Regions from separate parts of the Homo sapiens genome. Here all the other regions are linked to region 3. Evidence: chromatin contacts called from ENCODE Hi-C or POLR2A ChIA-PET data. All regions are on one chromosome and are shown on one strand. Each heading gives the region's core, a stretch centred on a gene start or an enhancer-like site at or near the end of the contact. The rest is flanking DNA. Distances are from core to core; before and after follow the strand shown. Region 1 overlaps AKAP13 (A-kinase anchoring protein 13). Region 2 overlaps AKAP13 (A-kinase anchoring protein 13). Region 3 overlaps AKAP13 (A-kinase anchoring protein 13).

Region 1 (2,700 bases), core at 151-2,650, 180 kb before region 3:
GGCAGAGTACTTGGCTGGCTTATCAGTATCAATGAAATAATTTCCTTTCAAACCAACTGGACTACAAAGACCTACCATTCACAAGGTAAGAGGTTTTACCTATTGTCAATACCATTGTTATGTCCTAAAAAAATTCCAGGAAAATGGGTGTCCCAAGTCAGTGATCATGACAACTACTAAATGCCTTAACATTTTGAATCAATGTCTTCTACATACATCATTTCGTCTGACTCAATAACTCTGAAGTGGGCAGGGTGAGCATTATGCTTCCCATTTTACAACGTAGAGGATAAAGATAATAAATAACAGCTAAAAATCTGAACAGTTACTACGTGCTAAGCACTGTAGTAAGCAATTTACATGTATTTTCTCACAACAACCCAATGATAATACTAGGTATTATCTCCATTTTACATCTGAAGAGATTGAAGCTTAGAGATGTTTAATAATGCATTTGAGGCCACACGCCAATAACTGCTCAAGCTGAAATTAAGATTCAGATCTGGCTGACTGTAAAGCTCAGCTCTCATACACTGCACTATGCTGCCAGGGACTGGAGAGGTTGGTTGACTTGCAAAAGGTCACACAACAGATGATCAGCACAGTCAAAATGGGAACCCAGGTCTTCTGACTTTCTGTTCAGAACCCAACCACTGTAATGAAATGGTAAATAATTGCTAGATCTATGATTCATGTGAAGTCTTTTGTTAATCAAATACATATAATGAACATCTAAGAGCCAAATTACTACACTTTTGAACTATAAAAAATAATGAGAGAGGAAGGGAGAAAAACTCCTTCACTTTACAAAACAGGAAGCTGTTCTGAGTGAAAATTGGTAATCACTAAAGTACATAAAACTTTAGTAATAATCAACAACTAAATTTGGGTTTTTTCAAATAATTTCTTTCTTTTAACTAAATTTTGCTAAAGGTTTTTCCATGCATAAAATGTTAAATGGAAAAGCATCTGATTTTTTTGCTCAGGAAAGTTAAATTATACTTCAATCGTTTAAAAAATCTTTTTATGGCAACCAGCTTATCCTCTCAAGCCTTGCAATGCTCTTCAAACCTGAATAAATAAGAAATAGCTTCCCTTTGCAACAATCCAAATTAGTTCTTCCCAGGATGGAAACAAAACAAAACAACCAACTCCACTGGCTCTTTCTGTGTTTACTAGAATTTAGTGCTTTAAAGAAGTCAGGCTCTTACCTCCCCATGCTTTGGTCCTATGAATCTCACTGTTATGTGGGGTACTTCATGAAACCGAGCCCATTTTATCGACATGATTCGACCCCCATGCCAGGAAGCGTGCTCTCACAGAAGCGGGGGCGCATGCCGTCAGGGCAGAGCTCAGCAGCTTTGAGCTGCCATTAGTGAAATCGTAAGAGGAAGCCAGAGACTGGCTGAGAAAGGGAAGGAGGGAGGGCTGAGGCTGCTTGTTTCCTTAAGACAGTCTTAACTGTTTGAATGCTGCTGCTAAAGCCAACAACCCTTGTTACAAAGGATACAGGAAATGAAACGAGACCTCACTCCCCCCAAAAACAGTGTGTGTGGACAGTGCTTAAGCAGCAATATAAGAACTCTAGCAAGGTTTGAGGCCAAGTTTTTACACGGGAAGTTAAGGAACACATCTTACCTATTTTAAAATAGACTCCTCATTTTGTAAAATGCAGTGAGTTTCATAAGAAAACTTTTCAGTGAAGTTGCCTGGTGTAAAGTGGTGACTAGTTATTTTCTGAAGTTTGACTTTTCCATGTTTAACAACTGGCAAAATGCTTTAGCTGTGTGCTGGAGAAACAGGCTAACGGTATTTAACAGGGATAGATGCAGGTAACAACTGCACTAGGACACTATCAAAGGTGATTCTTCACTTTTCCAAAAATACCCCTTTATACATGTAATTACAATAAAAAGAACACTCTGGACAACTGTGAAAACATGATATGATCAAACAACTGTCATGTTACAGATCTTTAATCAAAGAAGGAATGAGAATTACATTTAAAATTAAGTCTTTGTAAACACTACTCTAGGAGGCACTTCTGAAAGGCCTATGGGTACAGCTCTTTTTTATACAGACCACAGGACCTAGGAGCTGTAACTGAATGTCCTGTTACAAAGTCATGTAGTATACTTGCAGCTGTGCAGGAATTTAACCTGTGCACTCAAAAATACCTACTTCAAATCAAATAGATTTGTCTAAAACATTTCTAACCACCTCTTGTTTGTCTACAAAGAGGAAAGCTTAGTATTAGGTTGGTGCAAAAGTAACTGTGGTTTAGAAAAAAGAAAACCAGTGTGATAGGATGGTTTGAAGAGGGTCATTCCACACTCCCTTTGTGAACTCGAACACCATGCATATGAGTGTTTAAATACTCTGTAACACGCAAAATTACTTAGCAGGAAACAGCACTATCTCTCAAAGATACTAAGACAAAAGCAGAAACTGCCAGTCTTCCTGCTATACTTCCTGTTTAGCATCCCCTCTCATCTTCCACAAACACATTCAATATATTTATCTAATCTAATCACTTATGCCAGTCGGTGATAATTCTCAAAAGGACATAGGATCAAGGACTCAATTTCTTAAGTTTATATACAAAACCCAGTGATCCAGACAAAATATGTTACCCTCCTAGGAATGTGAACAGTTTACTGCCTACTGGCTTTTGGCTTCTTTGGACATGTTTAAGAACTG
Region 2 (2,700 bases), core at 26-2,525, 230 kb before region 3:
AGAATTTATCCTTTTATCTTTTCTTATATGTCACAAAAAAAGAGACAACTAGATATTTATGCCTCCTCAATGAAAGAACACAACACTATAAGGGCACAATTTACCAAAGAGATCAAGTCTGAGTAATTAATTACGCCTCTGAATCCAGCTGCAAATCTGAAGGAAACAGACAACAGGACTGTATGAATAAAATCCAAACTGTGGGAAACTCTCTAAGTCAAAAAGCTCAGATTGTTCAAAGATAAATTATATGGAAAAAAAAAGATGGTGGGGGGAACTGTAAATTAAGAATTTTAAGATGCATATCAAAAAACATAAGCAAATTAAACTATAATGTCTAGGAGTAGGCACTTAAGCCATAAAGATATATAAGTAAGTGATTAATGGCCGGGTGCAGTGGCTCACGCCTATAATATCAGCCCTTTGAGAGGCCAAGGTGGGTGGATAACTTGAGGTCAGGAGTTTGAGACCAGCTTGGCCAACATGGTGAAACCCTGTATCTGTGAAAAATACAAAAATTAGCTGGGTGTGGTGGTGCACATCTGTAGTCCCAAGCTACTTGGGTGGCTGAGACAAGAGAATCACTTGAACCCAGGAGGGGGAGGTTGCAGTGAGCCGAGGTTGCACCACTGCACTCCAGCCTGGGAAACAGAGCAGCAAGATCCTGCCAAAAAAAAAAAAAAAAAAAAAAAAGCATAAGTGACTAATTAAAAAACAGTCAGAATAACTGCTCCTTTTGGAGGGAGGGAGGTGTGATGGGGACAGAGCATGTGGAGGAAGGGGCTTCAGGGCCCCTTTAAGTTCTTGATGTGAGTAGTGGTTAAAAGGATATTCACCTGATAATTTACTATAGTGAAATATTTGTTTTGGGTAATTTTCTGCATTTGTGCTTTAAAGTAAAAAAGTAAAAACTGGCAGGTAATATTAGTGTGTAAACCACTCTGGGAGTAGATGAAGAGGGGGCAATGCTGAATGTTAATTACCCTCATTTATTGCACTTTTCATTAAAGGTCCTCCTTTGAGAGCCTCTTCTGTGTTGGAGCGGAAGAGAACTCTAGGGCTATGTGTTGGGGAGCAATCCTCTGGGAGAGGGGTGCTGCACTCAGCCATGTCCCGGAAAATCATCTCCTTCTCTTCCAACAAGAGTAGGATTTTTTGGTCCTTCTGGTGAAGTTGTTCTGCAGGAAGGAGAAAATGATCTGTGATTTGATTGGTGTTTAGTAATTACGAGAATGACTAAGACACGAGCACCACCTTGTGGTAATTTATGGAAAGTGACAAGACAGGACACCCTCCCCACCCACACTGCCTTTTCTTTTTCATCAAGACAGCAATATTGTTTCTGTTCTGTGATTTCTATCTGGAAAACCATTCTGGATCTTTCTGGCAAACCATGGAAATTGTGACATAACAAGTCTGCACTTTGCTTCCACTCCCGTGTCCCCTGTTTACTTCTCAGCCCACTACTCTCTAGCTTCTGTCCACTCTGCAACTGCTTTCCCAGCTCAACTTCATGACTGAATCCAATGAGGTCTTTTAGGTTGTTTTTTCCAGCATTGATGATTACTTCTTCCTTTAAAACATGTTTCCTTCTTTAGCTTTTAGGACACCAGTTCTCTTCCTACCATTCTTTCTCAGGACACTTTACAGATCTGCCATCTGCAATGGAATCTCTTATCTGGGCTCCTGTCTCAGCTCCATCCTGAGCTGTCTTCTTTTTTTTTTGTTTTTGTTTTTGTTTTTTGAGACGGAAAGTTTCGCTCCTATTGCCCAGACTGGAGTGCAATGGTGCACTCTTGGCTCACCGTAACCTCCACCTCCTGGGTTCAAGTGATTAAGCGATTCTCCTGCCTCAGCCTCCTAAGGAGCTGGGATTACAGGCATGTGCCACCACGCCTGGCTAATTTTGTATTTTTAGTAGAGATGGTGTTTCACCATGTTGGCCAGGCTGGTCTCGAACTCCAGACCTTGGGTGATCTGCCCGCCTTGGCCTCCCAAAGTGCTGGGATTACAGGTGTGAGCCACCGCACCTGGCCTGAGCTGTCTTCTTTACCTTACCCACTTTCCTCTTGAGGATCTCATTCATCCCCATGGCTTCAATGACCTTCTATATGCTGATAATTCATTAAACCATCAAAAACCCTCCCCTTTCTTAGCAGCAGACCATGGCGCCCACGTGGCCACCTCTACTGAGATGCCTTGTTCTCAGCACGTGAGAAACCAATCTTTTCTCCAGCCCACTACCTCCTCCCTTTAGTGTGGAATCTCTTTCTCAGTCAACAACTCTTCATCTTCCAGGTCACCTGATTTGGAAACCTGTGAGAGACTCTGTCTCCTTACTCTGTCCTACCACCAACCGACCAGACTCTTTTTTTTTGAGACAGAGTCTTGTTCAGCCACCCAGGCTGAAGTGAAGTGCAGTGGTGCTACCTCGGCTCACTGAAACCTCTACCTCCCTCTGCCTCCCGGGTTCAAGCGATTCTCCTGCCTCAGCCTCCTAAGTAGCTGGGATTACAGGCACGTGCCACCACGCCCAGCTAATTTTTGTATTTTTAGTAGAGATGGGGTTTCACCATGTTGGTCAGGCTGGTCTCGAACTCCTGACCTTGTGATCCGCCCGCCGTGGCCTCCCAAAGTGCTGGGATTACAGGCATGAGCCACCGAGCCTGGCCAACTGATCAGATTTTAATGACCTTATTT
Region 3 (2,700 bases), core at 26-2,525:
TATACCTATATGTATATATAAAATTCTAAAAGCATGTATTTATGTATTTATCTGAGTTCCCCTTTCCTCCCAACTGTTACGTAAGCTTCCTGAGAGGTGGGACCATATTTGTTTTATTCAATGCTACATCATTGCCTAAAGGTATGTCTCGTTGTTCTAGGTGCTCAATAAATGTTGGCCAAATGAATGCACGAATTCCTTTCTGGTCTCTCTTTCTGTAAACAATCTTTCTTTTTTTGTTGTTTTTGAGATGGAGTCCCGCTCTGTTGCCCAGGCTGGAGTGCAGTGGCACAATCTCAGCTCACTGCAACCTCCACTTCATGGGTTCAAGCAATTCTCCTGCCTCAGTCTTCCCAGTGGCTGGGATTACAGGTGCCCGGCTAATTTTTCTGTATTAGTAGAGACGGAGTTTCACCATGTTGGCCAGACTGGTCTTGAACTCCTGACCTCAAGTGATCCGCCCACCTCCTCGGTCTCCCAAAGTCCTGGGATTATAGGCATGAGCCACCACGCCCGGCCTGACAATCTTTCTACAATTCATCTTAAATACTTAAGATGACTGGATGAGAAATTAATTAAAAGATCTAGAGTCTAATGGTCTGGGTATGCCAAATTTTTAGCTCAGTTGCCCTTAAGAAGTCACTTAAAATATAACTAAAATTCAAAAAGACTAATGACAAGAAGAGCACCTAACAGCTTCACCCTTATTTATTTAACCTAGGGGCTTTTCCTATATCTGTCTCAGCAGGAAAATACTAAGATAGTATCCACATCCCTCAAAATAAAACGCATTCTTGAAACTAGCCAACAAAGCCATTTTTATAAATCTTTCTTTAAAAGACACCTCAAAGTATCTCATGCAACACGAATAGAAATCCACCAAGAAATTTATCGACTTTTACATAAAGTCATTCCAGATAAAGACTTAGGTTGACTTCACTGTTAGAAAATATTAAAGAATTTTATTTGGCATTTAAGGTTACTTTTTATTTAAACTAGGCTAATCTTTTGCCCAATAAAGATACTGGCCAATGAAATCCCTATAACCTGTCTTCTTTTTTAATCAGGTTGTGTGTATTCTCCTGCCAAAACCATACCCCTTTCTCAATGCCAACACAAAACTATTATTTTAAATACTACTACCAGTCATAGCCCAAATTCATACTGTCTTCCAGCTTCATAATTTTGCAACACTAAGATACAGGATAATTCTTAAAGATGTCCAGGCACCACCTATTTGGTCCATTAAAACAAAGCCAGCAGATGGCGCTCAATAAATCTACTCAAGTTCTGTGTCTATGGAGTAGTTTTAGAGATTGTTCTAACAGGGATTTCAGACAGAAAAGAAATTAAAACTACTCAAGTTTGGATATAATTTAATGTATGGTCCCTTTAATGAGAAGTATTCCTTAAAAGGAAGAGAGTGTTGAAAAATTGTAAGAGTGTAAGTTCTTCTTGTTTCAATGTACAATTCTCCCTCTCAAGTCTATTTTTGTCCAGCAAAGCTAAATTGTTCAGATGGTGCTGGCTTTCAAACACATGTGCGCACACACACACAGAGAGTGAGAGCAAAAGAGAGGGAGAGAGAGAGAGATGGGAGAGAGGGGGAGAGGGGGAGAGGGTGCGAGGGAGAGCAAGAGCGAGAGAGCAAGAGAGAGAGAGCGAGAAAGAGCAAGCGAGAGTGTCTCTACCTCTGAAAAATGTTTCACAACTCTCTGGAAGTGGTAGAATTATTAATTAGGTCAATACTTAAAGAGACATTCTCTCTTTTGCTAACAAAACCATATATTTGGCTAAAATGCAGACATGTAAGGATTTTTTTTTTTTTTTTTTTTTGGAGACAGGGTGTTGGGCCCTGTCACCCAGGCTGGAGTACAGTGGTGCGACCATGGCTCACTGCAGCTTCGATCTTCCAGGCTTGAGCAACCCTCCTGTCTCAGCCTCCCAAATAGCTGGGACTATAAATGCACGCCACCATGCCTGGCTAATTTTTTCTTTTTTTTTTTTTTTTTTTTTTTTTTTTTTTTGTAAAGACAGGGTCTCACCACATCGCATAGGCTGGTCCTGAACTCCTGGGCTTAAGCTATCCTCCCACTTCAGCCTCCCAAAGTGCTGGGATTACCAGCACGAGCCACTGCGCCCAGCCTGTATTAATTCTCCATAAAAATTTAATGAAAGAGTTAGAAGTGATTAGCTAAAATCAATCTCTCTGGCTCCTCATTCCTCGCTCCTTCCCCTCTCCTCTCTCCTCTCCCAGAGAGCAGATGGTTGAAGATTATACTCGGCTACTTTGTTGCTGATTGAAAAGGTGACATTCTGTCATTAAAATCTGAAGATCTGACTTCTGCTCTCACCTATATCTTACAGTTATTCACCTAGCTTTCTTGGTTATTTATTATCCTCAGTTCTCTTGTTTTTCTCCAAAGTCATCAATTAAGTTGGGACTCCAGGCTTCTAAGCTGGCCTCCACACACTGGGAAGCACAGAGTCTCCAAAATACAATCTGATCAAGCTACTCTCCTGATAAAGCCCTATGCCTGAGCATGTCCCTTCAACACACAGCACACAAAGCCCCCAACAAACCTAGCCCTCACTGACCCCTCCAGCATCATCTCCCTCACAGAGCCTCTCCTCAAACACTTTGCTACAAGTATACCAAGCCCCTGAGAATTCATGAACACATGTTCAAGGCTCACTCTT

Evidence for each region. Hi-C counts contacts between places; a loop is a spot of excess contacts on that map. ChIA-PET counts read pairs that join two places held with the same protein, here RNA polymerase II (POLR2A). Pooled maps may share reads with other maps.
Region 1: a loop to region 3 is called in a pooled map, with 2.8 times the contacts of the local background. The contact joins two enhancer-like sites. A Hi-C loop is called at or near these places in 8 of 168 maps with a recorded cell type or tissue (Right ventricle myocardium superior, aorta, endothelial cell of umbilical vein and 5 more), 2 of 37 single-sample maps with no recorded cell type and 8 of 50 pooled maps. POLR2A ChIA-PET finds 5 or more read pairs at or near these places in 2 of 52 experiments (OCI-LY7 and activated CD4-positive, alpha-beta T cell).
Region 2: a map of Right ventricle myocardium inferior shows a loop between it and region 3 (2.8-fold over the local background). The contact joins two enhancer-like sites. A Hi-C loop is called at or near these places in 5 of 168 maps with a recorded cell type or tissue (Right ventricle myocardium inferior, cardiac septum, colonic mucosa and 2 more) and 2 of 50 pooled maps. POLR2A ChIA-PET finds 5 or more read pairs at or near these places in 1 of 52 experiments (activated CD4-positive, alpha-beta T cell).

The regions. Positions count from the first base shown.
Region 1 is chr15:85,688,616-85,691,315 of GRCh38, reverse strand. All of the region lies in intron 16 of AKAP13 (A-kinase anchoring protein 13), which reads right to left. Among named protein-coding and RNA genes, the nearest start is that of LINC02883, 69 kb to the left of the region's middle. Within about 2 kb of position 1,400, at least 31 of the 41 ENCODE cell types and tissues checked have a DNase peak (open chromatin) inside an H3K27ac peak, as active enhancers do; they include heart right ventricle, where a contact is called at or near this core.
Region 2 is chr15:85,728,991-85,731,690 of GRCh38, reverse strand. It overlaps AKAP13 (A-kinase anchoring protein 13), which reads right to left. Exons shown (of 37, transcript NM_007200.5): 30 at 984-1,178. Among named protein-coding and RNA genes, the nearest start is that of LINC02883, 28 kb to the left of the region's middle. Within about 2 kb of position 1,275, at least 3 of the 41 ENCODE cell types and tissues checked have a DNase peak (open chromatin) inside an H3K27ac peak, as active enhancers do.
Region 3 is chr15:85,503,831-85,506,530 of GRCh38, reverse strand. The region is part of intron 2 of AKAP13 (A-kinase anchoring protein 13); the gene reads right to left. Among named protein-coding and RNA genes, the nearest start is that of AKAP13, 120 kb to the right of the region's middle. Within about 2 kb of position 1,275, at least 5 of the 41 ENCODE cell types and tissues checked have a DNase peak (open chromatin) inside an H3K27ac peak, as active enhancers do; they include heart right ventricle, where a contact is called at or near this core.